Regions from separate parts of the Homo sapiens genome. Here all the other regions are linked to region 3. Evidence: chromatin loops called from intact Hi-C (ENCODE). Cell type or tissue: heart left ventricle. All regions are shown on one strand.

Region 1 (8,000 bases), 66 kb before region 3:
AATCCCCATTTTACAGCCAATGAGACAGAGACAGCCAGAAATATTAGGGGAAGTATCCAAGTTCATATGTCAAATTAGTGGTACAATCCAGACCGAAACCCAGGCCTTTTACCGCACTAAGAATGCTTCCTCTCCTGCCCCCATGCCCCCTCCCTTTTCTACTGTTTGACAAGGGGGAGAGGAGGGGAGACTAACACAAGACAAGGGGAGGAGAGGGGAGGGCCACGTGTCTTCTCTCCCAGGCCCTGAACCCTGCTGCTGGCTCCATAGGTCACTTTCACAACCCAGAACAAAAATCTCGCTAGATATGGCCTCAGACCGCCCGGCTCCAGCCACCCTCGCCGGCAGACGCATGCAGATACACAGAGAACGGGCTGTTATCTCTCCTCTCCAGCCCGTTTCCTCCACTTCTCAAACAGCAGATTTCTTCCAGCCTGGCTGCCTCCCCTGGTCACCACCCACAGCCACTGGCCCCTGGGGCCCGGCCAAATCCCCCGCACCCTCTTTGCCCTAGACTGTGACGCCGAGTCTCTGCTAATCAGACAGTCGCCTCTGCCCTCCCAGCCGCCGCCCCCAGAGTTCCCTGGAAATGTCCCTTCTGCAGGCCCGGCCCCCGCTGCGGCGCACGGCTTTGTCTGCACACACAGCTGACTTGTGTTTGCAGGGACAGACAGGGGCTGGCGCTGGGGCCGGAGCCAGGAGGCACTAGGAGGGTAGAGCAGATGGGGAAAAACACAAAGTCCAGAGGACAAACTTTTGCAAGCAAACCCTTTGGGGTCATTTGGGAGCCTGACAACAAGAAGAGGGGGGCTCACAAAGCCAGAAGCTCCGTGAAGGCAGGGATGGGGGGGTCTTCGCCTTCTGTGACTCCCCCAGCAAACATATTGGCTTGCTAGTCTTTTGCGATCTGAGTACAGGAAAAATCATGCCAGCTAGGAGGGGATGGGATGACAGAGGAGTCCAGGGAGAGAGGGAGGGACAGATGGGCCTCCTGAGGCTATCAGCACGCCCCCCTCCTTAAGCCCTACCCCTGCACTCTGCCCTGCTAGGTACACAGAAGGAGATCCATAAATGCTGGTCATGCTGAAATGGCCTCTGGCCATCTTGCCCCTGTGGGGCCCTTATTCCACTGGCTCCCCAGCACGCTGCCTCTTGTGTGCGGACCGGCAGGAGGGAAGCCTGGGAGAGTGGCTGAGACAGCCCAGCACACCATGCATGCATCTTGATGCATGCTACATGAAAGGATCCCCCTTTATCAGGCAGAGAACCCAGTGTCCACAGTGCCCCGCCAAGCTCGCAGGGAGGGACACGCATGAACCGACGCGGCAGAGGTGCGTGTGCCACGTGCTGGATAAAGTGTCCCTCACCCTCCCACAGTCTCCCTCCAGCCTTTGCAGTTTTGAGCCTGATTTTGAACTAACACCGGGACACCGAGATGACGGGGTCATGATAAATCAAGTTGTATGGGGGTGGGAGGAGTTTTTAGCTTTTGTTTTGAAAGGCATAGCAGCACAGTGAAGAAAGCGATTTACAAGGTGGCTCTTTCTCCGGGTAGCACTCTGGGCTGTGTGCTGAGGAAAGCTTAGAAGGGTTTCTAGAGGACTGAGCAACCCAGGCTGCCTTGGCTCACACCCCAGGGTCCTCACTTCTTAATCATTTAGTGTTAGAAATGACATAGCGCACAGGCTCTAGTTTTTTTTCCTCTCTCCCTCTCCCTTTTTTTCTTTGCAGGCTTGGCCTCTTACACTTAGTGATCTGTAAGGAAGGGACCAGTTAAAGGTGCCATCACCCTTCCTCCAGCCTAGACAGGCAACGGAGGTACACAGCCTCATCTGAGACACAAGCTGCTTCCTTAGGACTTCTGCTGCTGGAACCTGTCATGGGAGACTCTGCCACCTGACCTCCGGGGCTGCATGCAGATGGTGCTCACAGATGCCCATACCCCACAGACCAGGGCCCACCTTCACCCAGAGCTGCAGCCTCCAGCACCTAGGGCTGCCAAGTGGAAGCAAAACATACCGATCTAAGTGGTCTTCTCTTTGCATTCACGAATCATGAAGGTGGTGGGTTGGAAACCAGCCCAGTGGGAAGGAAGGACATGGAGAAGTCTTGTCCCCCTTGGGAGGACAAGGAACCATTCTTCTGTCTGTCTGCAGCTTGGTGGAGACTCTCCCCCACCCCCGGCAAGACAGGAAAGGAGGCAGCAGACCCAAGCCCGCTGCTAAGCGCTGGCCGGGAAGCTGTCTCTCAATTCTTTTGGTCATAAGATGGCAGTGGGGAGAGCCCAAGGCCTGGCCTGTGGGGAGGAGGCTCTGAAAGCATGGCCACCTAAATGGCATGTTTCTTATCTCGTTTCCCTGTCACCTCTCCTCAGCCTTATAACTGACCCCCTCCAGATGCACTCCTGACCAATCAGGGCATGCAGGTGGCAGTGTGTTCTGAGGAGACAGAGTGTGGGGTACCAGGGACTTGGCTCCAGTTCTGTCTGTCACTGACCAGCTGCGTGACTTGACGTATACCTCCTAAGCTCTCTGGAACTTTCTTTCCCCATGTATAAAATGGGGCTGTTAACCCCCACCCACAAAGGTCTAAGGGATACTTATGGCCCACAGTGTATGCATACAGCTGGTATCCAGCCAGTGACTGCAGAGAGCTGGCCCAATGGCAAAGGAGGAGTAACTGGTGTTCCTGTTGGACCCCTGACAGGAACCCCCAGACATGAGCGACACCAGTCAATGTTGTGTTTATACTAACACCATCGTCCCCACCATTCAAGCCTCATCCACCCAAAGGAGGCAGGTATTATCTATTACCCCAGTTTATAAATGGAAAACTGGGGCCCCGAGAGGGAAAACCACTTGCCCAGGCCACACAGCTACGAAGTATTAAACTTAGGATTCAAATCGGGGCTGTCCAGATCCTGTACTCTCAGTCAGGGCTGAAACAGCTTTGTGGCATCATTGTCAGCCAGAACAAAAAGAAACAAACTGTCATTCTGGGCTCCCCAGGGACCAGCGCGACCTGCTGGACTGATGTGTCCCGATGCGGTGCTAGTGAGAATGCCCCCAGAACGCCTCCAGTTCTGGGGTTCAGGGAGCACTCCCAACCCAAGGTGCTCACCTCCTGGCTGCTGGCATTTCAATGAAGTGTAGTACTCCATGCCCATCCTCACCGCCACCTCAGGCCCCTGGACACCCCCACCACCTCTGCCTGTTACCTGCTTCACAGTCCCACGGTGGTTGATGGGAGAGGCCTTCCTGGCTCAGGGGTAGAAATCAGAAATGGGGTGCCCAGGGCACACCATGAACTACCCCTTCTGCCAACATGCCCAGAGGCTGAACGGCCATCCCCTGGCCAGGTTCCCCTGGTACAAACCCCGGATGAGAGTCCCATCGATGAAGATAGACCAGGGACCTTTTCTACCAAAAGGGAATGCCTGTGGCTTTCCCCGGTGCATTTTCTGGGGGATTGAATGCTTGTTCTAAGTTAGCTTGTGACTGACCTGCTCACATCCTCCCCTGCACTCCTGCAGACCTGGGGCTCCCGCCTCCTGATTGATAAATGACATACCCTTTGAACAGCTAACATTTCTGAATGAATAGCTAAAATAAGGAAGTAACTACAATAGAATCGACCCCATTTTTCTACCTGGCTCCTTAGAAGATGGCTGAGAATGCCCTCCTGGCTCAGGCTCCCATGCTGTGCACAGACATTTTTTCTAGAATTCTGAGGCCCTGTGGGCTGTTTGCCTTCTACTTTAGGAACATCCTAACGGGTGGCTGCTAAAAAACCCCAAGAGGAATCCTCACAGAATGTTCCATAAAACATACTGCAATGACCACAGGGGCCCCAGGCGTGGGACCAACAAATTGGCGGTGTTGAAACAGTGACTCTACGGCTGCCCACTGCTGGTGACTCAAGGCATGCCTGTTTCCGGGTCCAGGCAGGTGTGGAAGGAGCTGACACCCCACACGGAAGCCCCTTTGCCTCTGTACAAGGCTACTGAGGCCAGATGAGGCTGCGGCCTGCTCTCTGTCCCACCGCCCCATGGCCTGCCCTTGACCCTGGCTGCAGTCCCTCTGTCCACCCCTACTGCATGGGAGAAGCCTGTTGACAGCCAGGGCTCTTCCCACAACCTCTTCCTGCTGTTTGAGAAAGAACATAAACAACACTAGACAAACCAATGCATTTTAAGAAAATGCAGCCTCAGCTGGTTGATACTCATTCGTTCCTAAGGGCAGCTGGGTCTCTGGGCAGGCACTGTTCCCAGGGAATCCAGGACCCATGCTCTGTCCTCCTTCTAAGCTACCTGAGACCTCGGTGGCCCTCCTGTGGCCTCCAAGAGCCCTGGTTGTCTTGGGTATAAAATGGGAATGAGTACTACACTGGCCCGTTTTGGAGGTCTGGAGGGGACCCTTGCTGTGGGTTCTAGTCCAACTCTCAGCCTGAGGTTTCTGGACTCAGGGCTGGGACCCCAAGGGGTCTGAAAATTGCACATAGGAGGGTGGCTTGGTGGCGGTCACCATCATATAGTTTAAATCTTCCCTGTGGGACAGCCCCCAGGATGCCAAGATGCTGGGAGGTGGCCGCAGGCAGGAAGGGCTGGCCTTGCACACTGGTGCCCCCTGCAGGCCGCCCTGCCCACCCAGCAGGTGCTGCCGCCAGCACACACAAGCCAAGCAGGCCCCAGACTCTGTAAATGGGGCCAGGCGGGTGGGAAGGAGCCGGCCAGACCCGCCGGGTGGGGAGAGTTGGGGATGGGTCCTGCTCTGCACTGGTCAACCCGCTAACCAATCAGTCAGCAACAGGCATTTTAGCAGGCACCCTCTGTTTGCCTAGCGCATCTGCTTTGGGATAACAAAGCTGGAAGGAATGTCTGAAATGACTTCTAACCTCTCCATGTTTTATGGGTGAGGAAGCCACCATCAGGGTAGAAGGCCTGGCCTGAGGTCGCCCAGCCAGGGAAAGGCAGGGCTGGGGCTCCCCACCGGATCTCCTGCAGCCCAGAGCACCTCCTCCCACGCCGAGCCTTTAAATCCTCAGCTTCTGGTTCCCTGTTTGGGATAAACAACTGCCAGATTGCAGACAGAGCAGCTCCCATCTTCTCTTCCCACCCGCAGTGGGTTCCAGCCTCTCCCTAGTCCTAGACCTCCTTGCAACCTTCACAGGCTCAAGGCACTTGAGGGGCTGTGCGAGGCAGACAGAGGTGCCACAGGCTCTGCTGGAGAGGGCCTGGTGCCTGGCTGGGGAGACCTGACCCACAGACCACACCCGACCCAGTGCCCTCGTTTCCCCTATGGGGATGCTGAGGCTCAGACGGTGACATTAGTTGAGGGGCTGGCTTCAGACTTTCTGCCTCCTGCTCCACCACTTGAGGGAGGGGAGGAAAAGGGGCTTCTGCAGAGGGGAGTGAGGTGAAAGCAGCAAGTGTTGCTGTGCAGACCCGCCCCATGGCAGCCTCCTGCACAACCCTGCTCTGGCTCCTGCAGAGCTCCTGGGGGTGGCATCATGCTCCCCCTCCCCCACAGCGAGCACTGCACCTCTGTGCCTGGTTGGGCGGTGGGCGCCCATCTCCATATAGCTCTGGAAGCAGCTGGTGCACAAAGAGGGGCTGGTTGGGGCACATGGGGGCATATGGAGGTGGGCATCCCTACCCTCTCCTACAAGGCAGTAACCTCACCAGGGAGGGGTGGCGGGTATCTTCTGGCCTCAGATGCCAGGCCCTTGGTGCCACACCACCTGCCTCAGCAAAACCCCAGGGTTCAGAGGCCCTGGAGCCTGGCCAGGGTCGCAGATTCAGCAGCCCACTCTGCCACCTGCAAAAGACGGCCCAAGGCTGGCAGGAAACTCACGCCTCTTGAGGTAGAAGTTTTAGTTTTGGATGAAAATATGGTCTTGGCCTGAAATGGCAAGAAGCAGGCGCCAGCAAAATGAACGGGCCAGTGTGGTTACAGTGACCTGGGGTCACGGCCCGGCTGGGCAGCCTCAGCCCTGGGCTTGCTGATTGACACCCTCCGCCAGGCTGGCGGTACCTCCTTCCCCAATCCTCCTCTGCAACCCCCAGTCCCTCAAAGGGTCCTGCCACTTACAGATCCTCTTGTTGTCTTCCTTCCACCCAGATCCTGCCTCTTCCTTCATGCTTCCTCCTCCAGGAAGCCTTCCTCAACCTACTCCACTTACAGGGCTTGCCCCTTCCTCTGATGTTCCTAAACTGCCCTCTGGCTGAGCTGGCCCTGCCCCCCTTTATGTGTCAGGCAGAGGCCAGTGCCTGTTTCACTGGGGTTTCACAGTACTGAGCTCAGGGAACCCTGTGGGGCCTCCAGGCCAGTCCCAGGGCCCCTTGGAGAGCTTTCCTTGTGGCTGGATCCTGGGCTGTCTACAGTGCTGCACCCAAACCTCAAGTCCTACTGTGCCGGGGGCCCCTGGACTTGTGGAAGAATCTCTGCGTGGGCATCTCATGGCGCTTTCCCTGCCTGGGACCTCCCCTAAGAACCTTGAATGAATGGAATCATCAAAAGGAAAAGGAAAAACATGCTGCTATGAAATTCACAAGTTTCTCCTGGAGGAGGAGTCTTAAGGGAACACAGGTAAAAGTCAGGCATTTCAGTGGATTTTAACAATGATAATGTCAGTGCAGTAGGCAGGAGGAGGAGATGGGTATTATGACCCCATTTAACAGAAGAGTAAGTGTAGGGCTGCCACGCTTGAGATCCACCCAGAGTCAACCAGTTGCATGGCGCCACAACTAGAGCCAGGGGGAGGTGGCTGGCTCTTGGCCGCTTGAGTTATTTCTTATGCCACAGGTGGTAAGGCATTAAAGGAAGGGTCTATGGCAGGGAAGGCTGATTCCAGGTGACTGTGCTTCGAACCCCACTTTAGAGATATTACTCCCCTTGCCACATTTTTTTTTTTAATACTCAGAATAATGCAATGACGGTTGCCTAATGGGGTCCATGCTAAGTATGGGTCCAATATGTGGCGCTCCAATACGCAGCTGCTCAAGAATGCACTTATTCCGATTATAGCTATTCACCAGCTTTAGCTGGAGTCTGGCTTTCCCCAAATACCTCCTAAGCTACCCCCTTCTTTCGTATGGCCTTTGCTCTACGGAAAACTGGGAGGCAGGGGCATGACATGGTGACGTGCTGGCTCCCAAGCCCTCTCTGCTTAATGGGTCTAGGTGTGAATGACCTGGGTGCATACAGACTTCTCTGGAATACACTTGGTCTCAGGCTCGGCACTGTCAAGGGGGTGCTGGAGGGGGGACGATTTTGAGCATGCCTGTCCTCATACTTCAAAGTGGCCTGAAGCTTCTCTCACTCTGGGACCTGGGATCTGTCCTGGAAGGGCCAGCAGAGGGTTAAGGGAGGGTCGTTCCCTGCAGGTTCCTCCCTGTCCCCCCCAAAGAGGCCGCTGTTTTTCCCTGAAGACTCAGAGCTCTGCACCCTGATACCGAGTGAAGGCCTTTAAACCTGAGCTCTAGGTGGGAGGCAGTGAGGCACTCTGGCGGTGTACAGGGACCCCTTATTCTAGGCTCTGGGTTTCAAGGGCAGAGCCATGCTGAGCCAGCATGACGCAGACTCCCTGTGCCCATGGTTCTGCTTCTGGTCGAGTGTATCCGCCTCTCCTGGACAGAGGGGCCCAGAGAGGGAAGACCTAGAAGTAGGAAAAGCTGGCCTTTGGGCACACCATGGGTTTAAATTGCTCACATGATGCCGATTGGCCTCAGAGTAACCCAGGCACTGATGGCTGCCCCTGCAACAGCGCCTCCCTTCCATGCACTGCGCCGTGCACTCTGTGTGTTCCTGACCTCTTGGTGGCTGTCTGGAGGGGAGCTGGGGAGACCTCTGTCTCCGTAAGGGGGCCTGCTCTTTATCTAGACAAGGTGGAACCTGGCCACCCTGAACACTGTGGGTATAAATACTCTTAGAGCGGAGGGTTGAAGGCCAAGTGTGGCATTCCTGCTGGCTGTTGAAAGAGTTGTCCTGTCATCTCCTCTT
Region 2 (8,000 bases), 330 kb before region 3:
GCAGCACCTGACAAAACAGATAAAAACCTCTCTGCCCTATGGGCCATGTCTTCCAGTATAGTATAATAAGTGTGGCTGTGGATGCATGTGGGGAAGTGTGTGGTTTCCTCTCTTTCAGCCCCCTCTTCCTCAGCCTTCCACCGTCCTCCTCCTCCCAGGACCCTGTCCCCTCTCTCCCCACCCAACCTGGGACAAGGGTCACCAAGCTGCAGCCACTCCTGCCAGCGACGCCTTGGCAAAGGAGAGGCCCAGGGGCCTTGGGTAGACTCTAGCCACTCCTCAAGCTGCTGAAAGTGGAATCACTTCCTCTGCCCTGGCTGGAATAAATAGGCCAGGAATAAAAGTAGAAAATCAAAAGCCCAAATCCCAGTGATGTGCTAAAACGCAAGTGCTGCCTTAGGCCACTGAGCTGCACGACTCCTTACATAACAGAGGACTGGAGTTTGCAGACCAGGGCACCTGCGATGTGTTTGTAGAGCCAGGCCTAGGCCTTTTCCCAGACTCCATGAGGAGCAGCCTCGGGCTCCCTCTCCGCAAAGCCAAAGCCATTGCTCCTGCCTCCAGGGAGGAAGAGACTGAGGCCAAGCTATGGCCAAGAAAGCTGGCCACCCCAGACCCCCGCTCCTCCAGAGTAGCCCCCCTCCACCGGTGGCACATGCCTACCCCTTCAGGTCAGGGCTCAGGATTGTGAAGGGGAAGGTCCTCACCTCCAGAATGGTGGAACCCTGAGGACAGTGCCTCTCAAAAGCCAGTCCCTAGCATTGCACTCTGGGGAATATCAGCCTGAGCCTTGTCTGCCTCCCAGGCAGGGTCCATGTCTCAGCTAGGATATTTCTCATCATACCTTAACCACTGTTGGGGTCCCTAGCAGGGAACTATCAGCCAAACTGACATTAGCCAACCAGGACCCATTGTGTTACTTGCTCTCTCCATCGGTAATTCACATTTTCTCAGGAGCCATTTGATAGCTGAAATATTTTAAAGCCCCAGAGCTTTCATGCCCTGTGACCAGTTGGCAGGGGTGGGTGGGCTCCCCGCACACCACAGCACCACCTGCAAACTCTCACCACTTTTGCTTGTGCATGGAACTGTGGGATTATAAAATCATCTTATTTTCATTGCAGAAATTTCCAGAATTGAAATTCAAATATGTGGAAGAGGAGCAGCCCGAGGAGTTTTTTATCCCCTATGTCTGGTCTCTTGTCTACAACTCAGCAGTCGGCCTGTACTGGAATCCACAGGACATCCAGCTGTTCACCATGGATTCCGACTGAGGGCAGGATGCTCTCCCACCCGGACCCCTCCAGCCAAGCAGCCCTTCAAGTTCTTTTATTTCTGGGTAACAGAAGTAGACAGACAGGTTACTTGGTGTATCTTCTGTTAAAGAGGATTGCACGAGTGTGTTTTCCTCACACACTTTGATTTGGAGAATTGGTGCTAGTTGGCAATAGATAACTCAGCGTAGATAGTATTGCAAAAAGGGGAGGAAATACACAACAATAATAAATGTAAAAACCTGCTATTCAACATGCAGTTTTATTTCGAAGCCAAAAATCTAGAGCTTTCCCAAGATCCTGTTGCCTTAGGCACATCACACTTCAACAGTGCACACTATCCAACAGTGCACACTATTCAACAGTGCACACTATTCAAAAGCGTAGACTATTTTTTTGCATGTTCAAGATATTTGTTTTGGTCTTATGTGTGTGTGAGAGAGAGAGATTCCTTTGACATTAAGGAGCATCAATGAGAAAAGATGATGAGGCAGGAATTAATAAAGAAATGAAGTCGTGTGTGTTTGGTTGCCTGTCAGAGGGCACACAATTTCATAAACACCATGCCTGGACAATTTGATATTAATATTTAACACCTCTGCATCTTTTCTTAAAAAAGAATATGGGCCAGATACAGTGGCTCACATTTGTAATCCCAGCACTTTGGGGAGCCAAGTTAGCAGAATCCCTTGAGCACAGGAATCTGAAACCAGCTTGGGCAACATAGTGAGATCCCATCTCTACAAAAAACTTAAAAATTAGCCAGGCATGATGGCACATTCCTGTAGTCCTAGCTACTCAGGAGGCTAAGGTAGGAGGATTGCCTGAGCCCAGGAGTTCAAGGCTGCAGTGAGCTAAGAACGTGCCAGTACACTCCAGCCTGAGCCACAAAGTGAGACCCTGTCTCGCAAAAAAAAAAAAAGAAAGAAAAGAAAAAGAAAATGGCTACTTCTCATGAAGCCCAGATTAACTTTTCTGTGAATATGGCCTGTGAACTGTTGCTGGAATTAAATTGGAGTCTAGCACAAATTAAGTTAATCTACTCTGTATTAATCATTGGGAAAAAGAAAAGCTTCATTTGAAAACAGTCTTTTTCCTTCACCCACACTAATAGAAAAAGGAGAGTAATTTGTTCATACTGTATTCCACGTGGGATGAAAAGCATGTTTTGCTCTTTGTTTCTGGGCCGGTGTGATCCGTGTGTTGGTGCCTGAGCTGGAGGAAGGAGCTTCTTGCAGGGAAACAGCCACTGGGGCCACATTGAGGGCCAGTTGGGACCTTCCTTTCCAGTCACACTCTGTGTCCTCACGGGCCCCTTCACAGTCTAGATAAGGAGCCTAGTTTCATTCTCAAAGAAAAAGTATTTGGTCTTCAACATAGAAAGCACAAAAGCCCAGACGAGACTGAGCACACTGTTCGAATCCACTGCCAGCTCATCTGTGTCAGGGCTGGCTTCTCCTGTCCTGTGTCCCAGGGCTGCAGGCCCGTGTTATTTGAGTCCATCAAATCTTCCGAGGGCCTCGGAGGAACCATTCTCAGTCACCCCAAGCTCTGTAAAAGGTCAAAACACTGGCAGCCTCTCAGTGCACCACTGTGTGGGCTCCACACGGGAAGGCCTGGCCAAGCTGTGCTCTTAGAGGCTGTCGAGGTAGGGCAGGAAGCTTCCCTATCCTCGTCTGGATGGAATGAAACAGAGGTTCCCTAAGGCCAAGGGACTCGTGGAGCGCCCATCCCGGGTGGGGTCCCAGAGGTGAGTGCAGCTTGCCTCCTGTCCCCAAGGGGCTTGTTCTGTCAGGCCTCCTCCAGTCACTGCTGGAGTGGGGACTCTGACTCCTGTGTTCACCTCAGAGCCCATGTACAGGCTAGAGGTGAGGCTTGGCAACAACTTCTACTAATACTTAGCTTTGTGGCAGAGCCAGTCTGAAGGAGGAGAAGCGCTCTCAGCCAGCAGGGGGAGTGATGATTATCATTTCAGGTAGCAAGGATATGTATTTACTATGTGGGGAAATAATTTGCAACTTTAATTTGTTTCCAAAGCATTTTGATTGGCTTCCTTTTCCTTTAAACCAAAAAATTGTTTAAATGTTTAAGGGTCATGTGGAACAGCTGAGCTTCTGGCAGGACCACAGAACTGTCCTCTGAGTCTGAGGGCTGGGCAGTGCCACAGGACAGTCCCTGGGCTGCAGGACTGTCAGTGCTTGTTGTGTGAGGAAATGAGGCCCTTCAAAAACCCAGTCATCTTGACAGAGGGCACACTCCCAAGGAAGGCCTGACTGGGGAATCATACAGCCTCTCCTCCAGGCCTCTGGGCTCACTGAGGTGCCCCCAGAACCCTGATTGCCCTCCCCTCTTTCCCTTTTCTCATTCATCACACAGTAGAAGCACTCACTAGCTAACAGCTCAGCTGGGGCAGCAGCCTCCATGGAGGCCTGCAAGTGATGCTCCCAGTCCTGGTTCCCGCTCAGGAGGGAGGCCCCACCACGTGCATCACTGCCTCAGCTCTGCAAAGTCACCAGAGGCTTCTTCCTGATTTTTGTGAAAGATTTATTATATGGCAATAAATCTGAATGATAAACTTTCATTATACTTGCATTAATTTTGAGTATTAGTTTGCTTAGAAATTTTTACACGAAGTAAAAATGTGTAATGATGCAACACAGGATCATCGTGTGTTCAGATGGAAATTGGCATCTGATTTTACCCCAGATCTGAAGCTGTTACTGCATTGTGTCATTTTATCAACAAAGACTTCTGCCACAATATTTACTTTTAAAAGAATTTGTCCCTTTCAATAGCATCTTCCCTATCAAGAGTTCAAGGCACTTTGCAGAAGAGCTTCAGATTTCTAACTCTAGTTCCCACAGTCACCCGTTGAGGCTGGTGTCATACAATCTATGAACAACAACCTTGCAGCAGGACTGCCACCATTCAGCAGTGCAGACAACACAGCTCAAGGACAAAGACAGAGAAAGGAAAGAAGAGAAGGTCCCTGAAGGTGAAGCATAGAAAGTACACTGCACACACAGTTCTCTCTGGAAGGAAAGCACAGGAGCTGGGAAGTAGACGATAGAAAGTGGAAAGGACACAGGACCAGCATCAGAACACTCAGCAACTTCCTAAGAGCTTGCTAAGGTACATCCAAGAGAAATATTTAGTGAGGGAAACTTTTAAGCACTGGAATTGTTAATATATCATACTTTAAGCAACATTTCGTCCTTTAGATTCCGGGAGCCAGGGTTTTGCATTGGGTGGTAGAGCTCTCTGCATAATTGAGTCACCCTGTGCTTTTTTGCAGAGCCATAAATTTTTGGCACTTGCTGATACTTCATAGGCTGGAGTCTCTGCAAGGTCAACCCTTTGGGTCTCTTAATTCTTTCCTAGGCACTATCCTGCAATATCAGTAGTTGCCACTTGATTTTAGGGACTGATTATTAGGCCTTCTGACTCCAAATTCAGAACAATTCCAGTGTCCTACATCACCTCCTGGAGTCAAAGAGGTCAGTTTCTATTCAGTGATGAAGAGCTAAGCTAGCTATGCATATGAAGAACTGAGAAGTAGATTATAACACACAATCCACAGCAAATAATGCATATTTATTTTGTATGAATTAAAGCATAAAATTTAATCTCATTAGCGTATAGCTATTCAGAGTTCCCACTCAAAGCAAGGGAGACTCACCAGTAGCCCCAAGACCCTTGGCCAGGTCATACTCAACCCCTAATCTAACTTCACAAGGCTGTCTAAATGTCAGCTACTCAGACACAGCCTCTGGCATTAGCAAAATCCCCCAGAGGAAAAGCAGCCCCATAGAACTGGACAAGTAATACTTAACTATCTTGTTGACTCTGGGGTCCTTCAAGCAAATTTTAAAAATATTTTTACCAGATTTCCAAGTTGTCCTTAGCTTGAGGGTTGGTCCTCCATTACTGTCATTGGACTATCCCTCATGGGTAGTGCAGTTCAACTTCTAAACCACCTCAGTACCTGAATGTGGTCCGAGGTGAAACCAGATTACTGATGCCTTCAGGTGCCCAATTGAAGCAAATGGCAAATTCTGTGGAGGAAGTAAACATAACCCAAGGCCTCAAATTATTTCTGCAGTGTTGCAATCAGAAATACCCAGGTATGGGAGAAGACCAGACAACATTAATTACTTGAATTAAAACCATTAGAGGAAAACACAGACAATAGAAATATCCAAACAGACTCCAGATAAAGTTGTCGCAGAATTTAAAACAGCTATGGTTACTGTGTTCAAAAAAATGAGACGCATGGTCAAGAATTTCAACAGAGAGTTAGAAACTGTAAAAGGCGCATTGGAAATTCTATAACTAAAGTACTGTAATGAGAAGAACAGTGAACAGGTTTAAGAGCAGATTAGAAATAACTGAAAAGAGAATGAGTAAGATGAAAAATTGAGGGTGAGGGGTGGGAGCAGGAATTATATAGTAAAAAAAACAGAACATGGAGAATAGAGGGTAAGAGACTTAAAGGGTACAGTGAGCATGTCTGACCTGCTCAGACATGCAGGGTAGTTGGCATCTCAAAAGAGTAGAAGAAAGGAATATTTAAACAAATGGCTGAGAACTTTTCCAAAACTCATGAAAGATATCACACCAAAAATTCAAGAATCCCTCCCACAAACTCCAAGTGGGATAAATAAAAACAACCCACACCTAGAAACATCATAGTAAAACTGTTGAAGACCAAAGAAAAATAATATTTTAGACCTGCTGGGGTGGGAGAGGGAATATAACCATTAAAGGAGCAATAATATTAGACTGACAGCTCCTTCTCAGCAGAAACAATGGAAGACAGTGAAATACTGCCTTTTATGGTTCTGAAAGAAAATGACTGCCAACCTAAAAATTTCTAATCAGGGAAAATATCCTGCAAAAATGAAGAGGATATGAAGACATTTTTAGAGAAACAGCTAGAAGAATTAATCAGCACGCCTACCCTAAAGGAAAATTTAAAAGGTGTTTTACAGGCAGAAGGAAAATAATCCCAAACGTAAGGACAGAGCCCTAGGAAAGATTGAAGAGCAATGAAAATGACACATAAATATTGACTACATAAAACAATAATTATGTCTTATGGAGTTTTAAATATATAGAGAAATAAAATGTATGAAAATGAAAGGATTTATGTGGGAATTTTAAGTGTTCTAAGACACTTGGCATCATCCAAGAAGAGAGTAAAAATTCATTTAATATTAGTCTTTGATAACTCATGTATGCATGATAATATTTGAGATATCAATAAAAGTGTATAGCTTTCCACATAATAAGAGAGAATTCGAATAATCAATTCAGTGGAAGATTTAAGAATTGCAAAAGAGTCTAAGAAAGAAGAAAAAGCAGAACAGGTGGAACAAATAGAAAGCAAGATATTTGTGATAAATCCATTATTACACTAAATGTAAATGGACTAATGCTCAAATGTTGACAAATATTGTCAGCCTTGTTTTAAACCATATGCTATTTACAAGAGACATTTTTAGAACATGAATTTAGAAATTTTGGAAGAAAAAGATGGAGAAATACATACCCAGCAAACAGTAACCATGAGGAAACTGGTGTAGATATATTTAAGTAAACTTTAAGGCAATAATTTTTTTAAGAAATAAAAGGGTCAATTCAATTACTAGAAAGATAATCTAAATTTATATGCACTTAAAATATAAACTCAAAATATGTAAAAGAAAATTTGATAGGAAATTTAGACAAATATGCAACCAGAGTGATATTTTAACATGCCTATTTTGTTAATTGGTAGAAAAACTAGCATACAAAAATCAAGTTATAAAAGATTTAAGCAATGAAATGAGCAAACCAAACGGATGTATGTAGGACACCAAACTCAATAACATACTTTTCAAACACAAATGGCACACACTCCAAAATACTGGGCTATAAAGGTTTCAACAGGCTAGGCACAGTGGCTCACATCTGTAATACTAGCACTTTGAGAGGCCAAGTCAGGAAGATCACTTGAGCCCAGGAGTTTGAGACCAGCTTGGGCAACATAATGAGGCCCCACCTTTACAAAAAATAAAAAAATTAACTGGGCATGGTGGCATGTGCCTATAGCCCCAGCTACTTGGGAAGCTGAGGCAGGAGAATCACTTGTGCCCAGGAGGTCGAGGCTGCAGTGAGCTATAATTGCACTACTGCACTCCAGCTTGGGTGACAGAGCAAGACCCTGTCTCAGAAAAAAAGTCTCAACAAACCTGAAAATACTTCAAATGAAATATGTTCTCTGACCATAATAGAATCAAGACTAATTATTTACAAAAAGATAATTTTATAATCCTCATATTTTTGGAAATAGATTTCCAGGTAACCCATCTGTCAGAATCTTAATGGAAATTTGAAATATTTTGAACTGATCATGAAAATACTACATATCAAAACAGAGAAAAAACTTGTGGGATGCAAATAAAACTATGCTTAGAAGACCTTTTAATTTTATTTTAAATTTAAAGAGTACCTGTTCAGGTTTGTTACAAGAATATATTGATGATGCTGAGGTTTGGGCTCCTAATGATCCTGTCACCCAGATAGTGAACATAGTACCCAATAGAAAGTTTTTCAGCACTTGCTTCCCTCTCTCCTTCCCTTCCTCCCTCGTTTTGGAGTCCCTAGTGTCTATTGTTCATATATATATATACACACACATATATATTTAAATGTTTATGTTAGAAAAGAAGAAAGGTTAAAAAT
Region 3 (8,000 bases):
TAAAGAGTCAGCCCAACTTCAGAACCTCCCCTACAGGCTCAGAACTCTCTAAGACTGCACTGCAGCCCAACTTCTCTCTGCTGATACCACTTCCTCTTTTGATCTTCTACCAGTATCAACACCAAAGGCATGCCTTTAAAAGCAGCTGCTGATAATCACTGTCCCAGAGCCTGCTTCCCAGGGAGCTCAGGCTACAACATCCATTCATTGCCTTAATGTGTTCATCTCTTAAATGCAGCCAGGGTGTGGTGGGGAGAGAAAATATCCTCCCCAGCGGTGAGGGACCTCACTCAGGGTCAACTTGGGCAGTGCGCCGGGTCTCCAGCCCTCTAGTGAGCTTGCTCTTCTGGTCTATGTGCTCTGGGCAGAAAGCTTTGAGAAAAGGGGGGGAACGAGCCTTAGCAGCCCCCGTTCCAAGCAACAGGTCTCCAACTTGCATGGGGCCAGAGCATCAGAAGGCATGCTGCTCTTTGAGGAACGCGTGGAACACTCATTTAGCACATTTATGTCACAAAATGCATAATTTTGTCTGAAATCAGCAAATGTCTTTTCTTAGCTTCCAAAAACAAACAAGTGGTTACTAGTTGTTCAAATGTCAAGAACATTCTTGAGGAAACCTTTGAACTGTCCATGAGCTTAATTTTTTTTTTTCAAAATGGAAAAAAGACATCCACAATTCACTAGACGCAGCCCATGGCATCAGGAGCAGAGTCTGCAGGTGACCACTCTGAAGGGGCCTCCTTCCCTGCTAGCCCAGGCTCTGCCCCCTCTGACAGTGTGGGTAGGGCTTTAAAAGTGGATCCAGGGGAAGGAACAATTGATCCTAGCGGCCCGCCCCTGGAGGGAATGCAGGGCAAGGCTTTCCGGGTTTGCTGCCACAATCACAGGACAAAAGCTCCCCGCTCACTGCAGACACCTGTGCTCCACACTTACCTTGAAAGCCTTCCTGAGCACCTAGGACCCCCTCTGACCTGCAGAGTGGGCCAACACTAAGACCGTGTTTCTAGGTGCTTTATTAGAATCAGCTCCTTTCAGCTCCCTGACTAGTGAACCCATTTTGTAGAAGAAGGGACAGGGCTTTCAAAAGTGATGTAATTGGCAAGATCATAGGGTGAGTGAGGAGAGGAGGTGGGATTCCCATCCAGCTCCTAATTCCAGGGCATGTCCCTAAACTGCTATATAATTCAGCTTGCTAACAGCCTCAGACTTAAACAAGTGGAAAATAAAAGCAGTAAGGCACACAAAAACCCCTGAGAGTGCAGCTGGAACTGGGATGGGACACAGACTTTGATGAAGCCTAGGACTTTAGGTCCCAGTCTGAAAATCCCTGCTCCAGGCTGTGGGAAATTGCATGCTCCTAGCTTCAGCAGCACGCTCATGCTGCCTGGAGTTTGCAGCTATCGGACACCAACTCCAGCCACTTTGCAGGAAGATGGAAAGCCACAGACTCCTCTCCATTCCAAGGAGAGCCACCAAGCCACCAGAGGGATACAGCTGGCCCCTTCCCTTCATATGGTGGGGGGAGATCAGAGGCATGGCACAGATGCTGGCTGTGCCCTTTGTCCACCAAATCTGATTCTGGTCACTTCTCCCTTTGCCACCATGCGTGCCCAGGAAATGCAAGCCCCTCCCAGTGTAGTTTAAGCCCAGAATATTAGGAAGGTGAACCTGCTGCACACAAGTATGGACTTCCAAGGTCAAATATGCAGGTTTGACACTTAGCAAGGCTACTACTATGGGTCATTAGCTGGGAAGGTTAGGGGTCACCTGATAATATTCTGCAGCGGCTCTTTGGGTGGCAGAATCCCACGATTTCCCAAAACAGACTCAGGAGACCCCTGCTTTTAGACAAAAAGGTCCTTAAACTATATGGCTGCCTGCTTTCCTCCTGAAAGTCCCCATCACCTGAGGACTCCACGACAGCTCCAGGCTGTGAGTGAGTAACGGATTCTACCGCATCTAGAAGAGGAATTAGAGCGGGGCGCCCCGACGAGCACACGCTCTGTGTTCAGGCATGGCTGCTGCTCTGACTTGCACAGTGTTGCCCCAAATGGTCAAGATGTTTGCTCCATAAGTCTGTCTTCGGTCTAGCTGAAAACTCTGTTCTTCCATCCAAGCTGACTTCCTCTAGTCTGGGTCCCTGTGGACATGGAGGCAGCGGCCCCTCATCTCTCCGTATAAATCTTTCATGAGTTTCACGGCACGATGTTCCTTCCCTCCGGCCTCCTCTTCCCTGGCCCCAGCCCTCCAGCACTCCTCACAGGACATACTTTCCACCCCTTTAATCATCTTTATTGCCTCACTTTGGACCCTGGCCCGTCCACATCCTTTGGGAGGTGTGCTGACCTAACCCGGACATTGGTGAATGTGAGCGCAGCTCAGCGGAAGCTCGGCTTCCCAGCCGTTGCATGCCGCGCTCCTCTTCCTACATCCCTGGGTCACGCTGCTGCTTTCCGGAGGCCTGCCACTGTCCAGGGTCTTCCTGCTGAGTGAGGTGACCTGGCCCAGAAATGGACATGCAGGCTGACCTGGATGCTGGGTGGCAGCCTGCCATTGCCTGGGCGCAGAGAGGTGGGGCAGAGGGTGACTTCTCATCAGGAAGCTCGGGGACTCTCCACACCTCCCAGACACACACTCTGGGTCTTCCCTGCCATCAGAGACTACAGGGCCAGAGGCAGAGGACATAAAGCCTTTGCTCTCTCTGACACCTCCCAGGCCCCTGTGAACCCTATTCCTCCTTGAGGGGTGCTGCCTCCTTCTTCCCTCTACCAGGAACCCAGAAACCAGGAATTTGCCTCTGTGATGCTGCACAGCAAAAAGGCAGCACACACGATGCGATAAACTGTACTCTGGTCAAGGCAGGAACAGGCCTGGGTCCACCTCTTCCTGCTCAGTGTTCCTTTTTGATGCCTGGTGCTTCTACAGAAAGTGTCTGGTGGTTCTGATTTCTAAGCCAGGACACTGCCTTCTTCCCAAGCTACTTATACATTTGCCATCCTCTGTGAATGTGTTCAGATCCACTTAATCCACCAGTGGATGACAAAGCAGTCTGGGCACCCAGGCCTACATCCACCCTGAGAGTTGCAGTCACCACCTAATAATCCCTATTCAGGGTGTGCATGCGTAGGGAAGGATCAGAGACCCTGGTCTCAGCCTAAGGAGGTGGCCAGCCAGCCTGAGCACAGGCGCCGCTAGGGTTCTGAGCAAGGCATGTCCACCGGCTGTTTCTTGGCCCTCAGAGAACATTCTCTGTTCATTAAAGGTAGAACCAAAAGCCGTCATCTTTATCTAAGAATATATTCCCTATAGAGGAACACCTCATTTTAATTCCTGAGGCATAAGCCTTTTTGTTCGTTCTTTTTTTGGTATTTCCATCCAGAAATAATTTATGCATGTTCAAGCAAAAAATATACTCTAACTCCCCCTTTTGCATAAATGACCACACATAAGAAACATTACTCTGCACCTGAATTTTTTCCACTTAAAATATATCTTGAAGATCTCCCCTTATAAGAAAGCCTTTTTGAAAATAAATGCACACATTCCCAGGATGCTCAATTTCAGCTGCATGTTCTTATCCAGGGCTACCTCATTGCCCCTTTCCTGGCCCCATTGTCACTCGGGAGTCTGAGCTCCACAGGAGATCTCGGTTTCTGCCTTAGTTTAAGTGGGTTCCCCCAGGAATTTGGGAGCAGTAGCATGTGCCATTGCTGATCTGTGTGTTGCCTGTGACAGCAGAGCCAGCACGCATGAGGGACAACCCCCAATGACCAGGGAGGAGGAAAACAGATACTCTTGCACTTGTGAGCTCCAGGAGCCTCCTGGAGGCCATGTCTCAAAACACACAGCCAGCCAGTCCTATTTTCTGAGGACCACTATTGTTGCTTTGAGGTCAGCGGAAACAGCATTTTTCCTCCTGAACTGCAAAGCCTGGTCACTGCCTGACCCCCAGGAAGAGGCAGTGGTGATGGTGGGCTCTCAGCCAAACGCCTGAAGGGAGCCAATCCCTAGGCCAACAAGAGAAGTGGAGCCGCCACTCTGCCCCTGGGGAATCCCCAGCCAGTAACCAACCCACGATGCCACCAACCCCATCTCATCAGGATCAGCTGGTGACTGGGAAAAGCGAAATGCAGGCCAAAGCTGACGTCGCTACAGATGGCAGAAGCAGGAAAGGAAAACCCAAAGCTCACGACGAAGTCTCTCCTACCTTCGATCATTTCTCCTCCTGCGGAACAGCTTCTTGGTGTGTGCGATCTCCACTTCATGGGGCATCGGGTGGTAGCCCTGTGTCATGGGGGGAGGAAGGGGGATCATTAGTAACTCCTGAAAGAGAGCAAAGCACCTCTGGGACTGCACTAAGTACACCAGCATCTAAGACAGAAAGACATCAAGAGTTTGGAGAGACTAGACTCTAACCACCAAATCCAGACTGAAAAAGGAAAAACAGTAGAGTCAATGAACTTCCTACCAGGCAGTGATGCTGGAATTACAGAATCAAAGAACAGTAGGGACAATGAGGACCTTAGAATCCATTATGTCCAAGTCCTTGAATTACAGATGAGACATTCAAATCTGGAAAGATGAACAAGCTGGTTCAAGGTTTTGCAGAAAATGAGCAACAGAGCTGGGGCCAGGTTCTGCAGCTCACTGGCTGTGCATCCCAGGACAAGTTACTTCTCTAAGCACAAGTTCCATAACACAATGGGAATGTTACCCTTCTTCTCTGGGCTGCTAGAGGACCAAGGAGGTGAAGCCTGAAAACCCTAAGCCCTGTGAAGAGGAAATTTGTCTCCTAAACCTAGTCCAGGCACCCCCAGTGAAATTTTTACCCAAGATCTTCTTTCCCTATATTGCCTAGGGAGTATTTAGGAAAACATGGAATTAGCTAAATTACTTTTTCAGCATTACTATCATCATTATTATTATTATTTGAGACAGGGTCTTGTTTTGTCATCCAGGCTGAAGAGCTGTGGTACAAACACGGCTCACTGCAGCCTTGACCTCCTGAGCTCAAGCAATCCTCCTTCCTCAGCCTCCCGTGTAGCCAGTATCATAGGCACACATCACCACGCCTGGCTTGTTTTTTGATTTTTTGCAGAGATGGGGTCTCACTTTGTTGCCCAGGCTCCTTTTTCAACTTTAAAGGAGGAACTGGGGAAAATTCTAAGGATAGTCTTTTGCGTATTGTCATCATGACAGCAACTATTTCTACATCTACATCAAGGTTGGAGAGAGACCCTCTATTTGCAACCCAGGGCAGATCCTGCAAATGCAGGATCACAGGCAGAGCTATTTGCACAAGCTGGGCTGATGGCCAGCTCTGCTCTTACCACCTCTTCCCATCCCTCCTCCAACAGAAAAGTGTGTTCTGGTGTGGACATGGCAGAGAGCACCACCATGCACTACCATTCCATTATGAGCGGCCTGGGGTGGAGTAGGGGGTACCAAGGCTTGGAGTCAAGTGGGAGGGAGTGGTCTGGCTTGGACCTGGGACACCTGGGTATAGGCCTGGATGCAGAGGCCATAGCCTGAGTGTGACTCCCACCCACCTGCAGCGACCTGAGCATGCGCTGGATGACAGGGAGCCACAGGGTCCAGGCTGCTGGAGAGCAGTCAGAGGGGGTCTATTCTGGCCCACTCCCCACCTTACAGGCAGGGAGCCCAAGGCCCAGAGTGGCCACACAGTGAGTTAGAGATCATAGTCCTGTGGGTTACACCCTGTGGTGGGGCACATGCAGCCCTCGGGATTCAGGTTCCATAAAGGAGGGTCCCACTGTTTTGCCTTCACGGGGCTCAGCCCCCAAGCTCATGGGGGAAACTGACCACCCTGGCTATGCTGGGACTGGCCAGTTTTGGGGAGCTTCCCAGAGAGGTAATGGGAGAACAACAGACTCAGGAGGACACAGGGACCTTGGAGTTATGGCCACTTGGCCTGGACTGGATTGAGTGCAGGGAGGGAGCAACACATTTCAAAATACATTTTAATAACAATCCTTTCCTCTCACCCCCGTCTCTCTTGCCTCCAACAATCTAGCCAAGAAAGCATGAATGAATTCCGGGCTCCAGGCAGCCACAATAGGCCTCTGGGGCCTTAGGATGTGCTTTGTTTAATGGTTTTCTCAAAGGATATTATTTGTTTTCTTTAATACAAAACACAAATAAGGAAAAACACCAAGTCTTCCCCTCTCGTTTCCCCTCTCCCACCCTGACTAGGCTCTGGGCTGGCCCCCTTCCCTCTTTCCCTCCCTCCCTGCCTCTCCAGGTCACTTCAGGAACACACCGGGTGTGCCCCAAGGAGACAATGGACAGGAAGCCGAGGCTCCCTACCGGCGGCGGCAGGGACTAGGATCTCGGCTCTGAGGCCGGGCAGAGGGAACTGGCCATAGCCCCTAGTGTAACACGAGCCCAGGGGGTGCCAGCCTCCTCGGTGTGGGCCTCCAGCCCTGGGCTCTAACCTACCTCCTGGCCTCCTTACCTGCACACAGGCAGCAGCCATGGGGAGCTAACCCTGTCCCAAGACTCAGTGTGGCTCAATGGGGCATACCGGGCCACTCGGGGCTTCTCATGAAGCCACTGTTAGGTCCCCTGTGTCCACCCATCCATCCATCCCAGAACAACTCACATCTATGTAGTGTATGTGTATAAACCATGACAGTGGTTAGAGGCCTGTGCTCTAGAGTTAGACTGTGAATGTCAGATCCTGGCTCTTCCTCTTGATGGCTGTGTGACTTTGAGCAGATGACCTAACCTCTATGTGCCTCAGTTTCCATATCTGTAAAATGGAGATAATAGCATCTGGCTGCTAGAATCCTTGTGAGGATTAAATGAGTTCCGAAACATGTAAAGAACATAGGATAATGCTTGGTACATAGTAAGCCTCATTGTCATCATCACTGTCATCGATGCCATCATCATCATCATCATCGTTATCTTTCCTGTGATCCTGACACTCTGCTCAGGGCTGAGTGTGCCAGGACAAACAAGGCAGCACAGGCACCTGTCCTCATGGAGCCCCCAGCCTTGGAAAAGAGTCCAGCAGGAAGTGATTTGCAGGGAGGGAGGGCATGGGAAGCTCAGGCCATGGAAGGAAGACAGAATCTGCACAGTGCCTGGTGGTCCAGGGTGGTGTGCTGGGGGAGGATGGAGAAGCTCTATTTTATGCTGTTTTTGGCCTGGGGCTGGAAGACTATAGTGAGGCGAAAAATGAGTGGAACAAAGTGACAGAGGTGACAGAACAAAGCCTTGCACCCTCTGAGGTCCTCCCTCTCCAGGAACAATCCAGGCCAGGGCTATAGAGGGCTGGTCCTATGTATAAGGCCACCTGGGGCCTCAGCCTCAATGTGGCATCTAGGTGGATAAGTGAATGGACCTTACTGCCTTCCCTGGGGCCTTTTACATAGAACTTCCAGCACCGGGAACCTCCTCCTGCATGCAATGGGGGGCACTGTGTTGACACAAGCTCCATTGAGAACCCCTCAAAATCAGCCATCTTGTTCTTCAAACTCAAGATGGTAGCTGGTACCAAGAGACACATACAACTCAGGGTGCTGCCTACACTCCTCCCAAAACAAGAACACTTGGGTGTTAACAGGGGGCAAGTGTGAGGCCAGCAGAAGAAAGGAGAAAGTCTGTACTGAGTCACAAACCTGTCACCAGATGTGCAGCTCATGCAGGTTGGCAGAGCTTCTTTAAAGTCATTGGTGAGAGGTAAGGTAATATGTGAGTGGTCTGGGCAGCATTGTTCATAAGAGCCAAAACATGGCAACAACCTAGTGCCCGTCCACTGATGACTGGATAAATAAATTATGGTACATATATACAGTGGAGTATTATATGGCCATAAAGAGGAAGGAAGTTCTGAGCCACACTACAACATGAATGAACTTTGAAAACATCATGTTCAGGGAAAGAAGCTAGTTACAAAGGACCACGGAGTGCATGATTTCAGTTTTTAAGAAACGTCCATAATAGGCATATCTGCAGAGATGGAAAGTGGATCC

The links. A loop is a pair of places that touch in the nucleus more often than their neighbours do. Peaks named below come from ENCODE experiments on the same cell type or tissue, not always from the same donor. Only the 100,000 strongest peaks of a DNase experiment are listed, where the experiment ranks them.
Region 1: a loop joins it to region 3, with 2.2 times the contacts of the local background. A loop is called at or near these places in 19 of 110 quality-filtered maps.
Region 2: a loop joins it to region 3, with 2.1 times the contacts of the local background. A loop is called at or near these places in 6 of 110 quality-filtered maps.

What each region holds. Positions count from the first base shown.
Region 1 is chr18:48,773,879-48,781,878 of GRCh38, reverse strand. The region is part of intron 9 of CTIF (cap binding complex dependent translation initiation factor); the gene reads right to left. LOC107985147 (a long non-coding RNA gene) reads right to left here. Exons shown (of 2, transcript XR_001753444.2): 1 at 6,090-8,000; 2 at 1,725-5,054. Among named protein-coding and RNA genes, the nearest start is that of CTIF-AS1, 64 kb to the left of the region's middle. RefSeq lists enhancers at 1-73, 704-1,335, 1,968-2,599, 3,057-3,196, 2,640-3,581 and 2 more and silencers at 701-883, 2,907-2,986. In heart left ventricle, CTCF peaks have their summits at 4,431, 4,637 (motif pointing left) and 7,781; DNase peaks (open chromatin) are centred at 568 and 4,628; H3K4me3 peaks cover 884 bases; H3K27ac peaks cover 3,262 bases.
Region 2 is chr18:49,037,329-49,045,328 of GRCh38, reverse strand. DYM (dymeclin) reads left to right here. Exons shown (of 18, transcript NM_001353214.3): 18 at 1,125-8,000. The coding sequence ends at 1,274. It overlaps DYM-AS1 (DYM antisense RNA 1), which reads right to left. Exons shown (of 5, transcript NR_148999.1): 4 at 5,260-5,329. Among named protein-coding and RNA genes, the nearest start is that of MIR4744, 8.4 kb to the left of the region's middle. RefSeq lists an enhancer at 1-938. In heart left ventricle, a CTCF peak has its summit at 3,226 (motif pointing right); a DNase peak (open chromatin) is centred at 3,187.
Region 3 is chr18:48,707,903-48,715,902 of GRCh38, reverse strand. It overlaps CTIF (cap binding complex dependent translation initiation factor), which reads right to left. Exons shown (of 12, transcript NM_014772.3): 7 at 4,208-4,284. Among named protein-coding and RNA genes, the nearest start is that of MIR4743, 41 kb to the right of the region's middle. In heart left ventricle, a CTCF peak has its summit at 3,831 (motif pointing left); DNase peaks (open chromatin) are centred at 2,441 and 6,332; H3K27ac peaks cover 5,078 bases.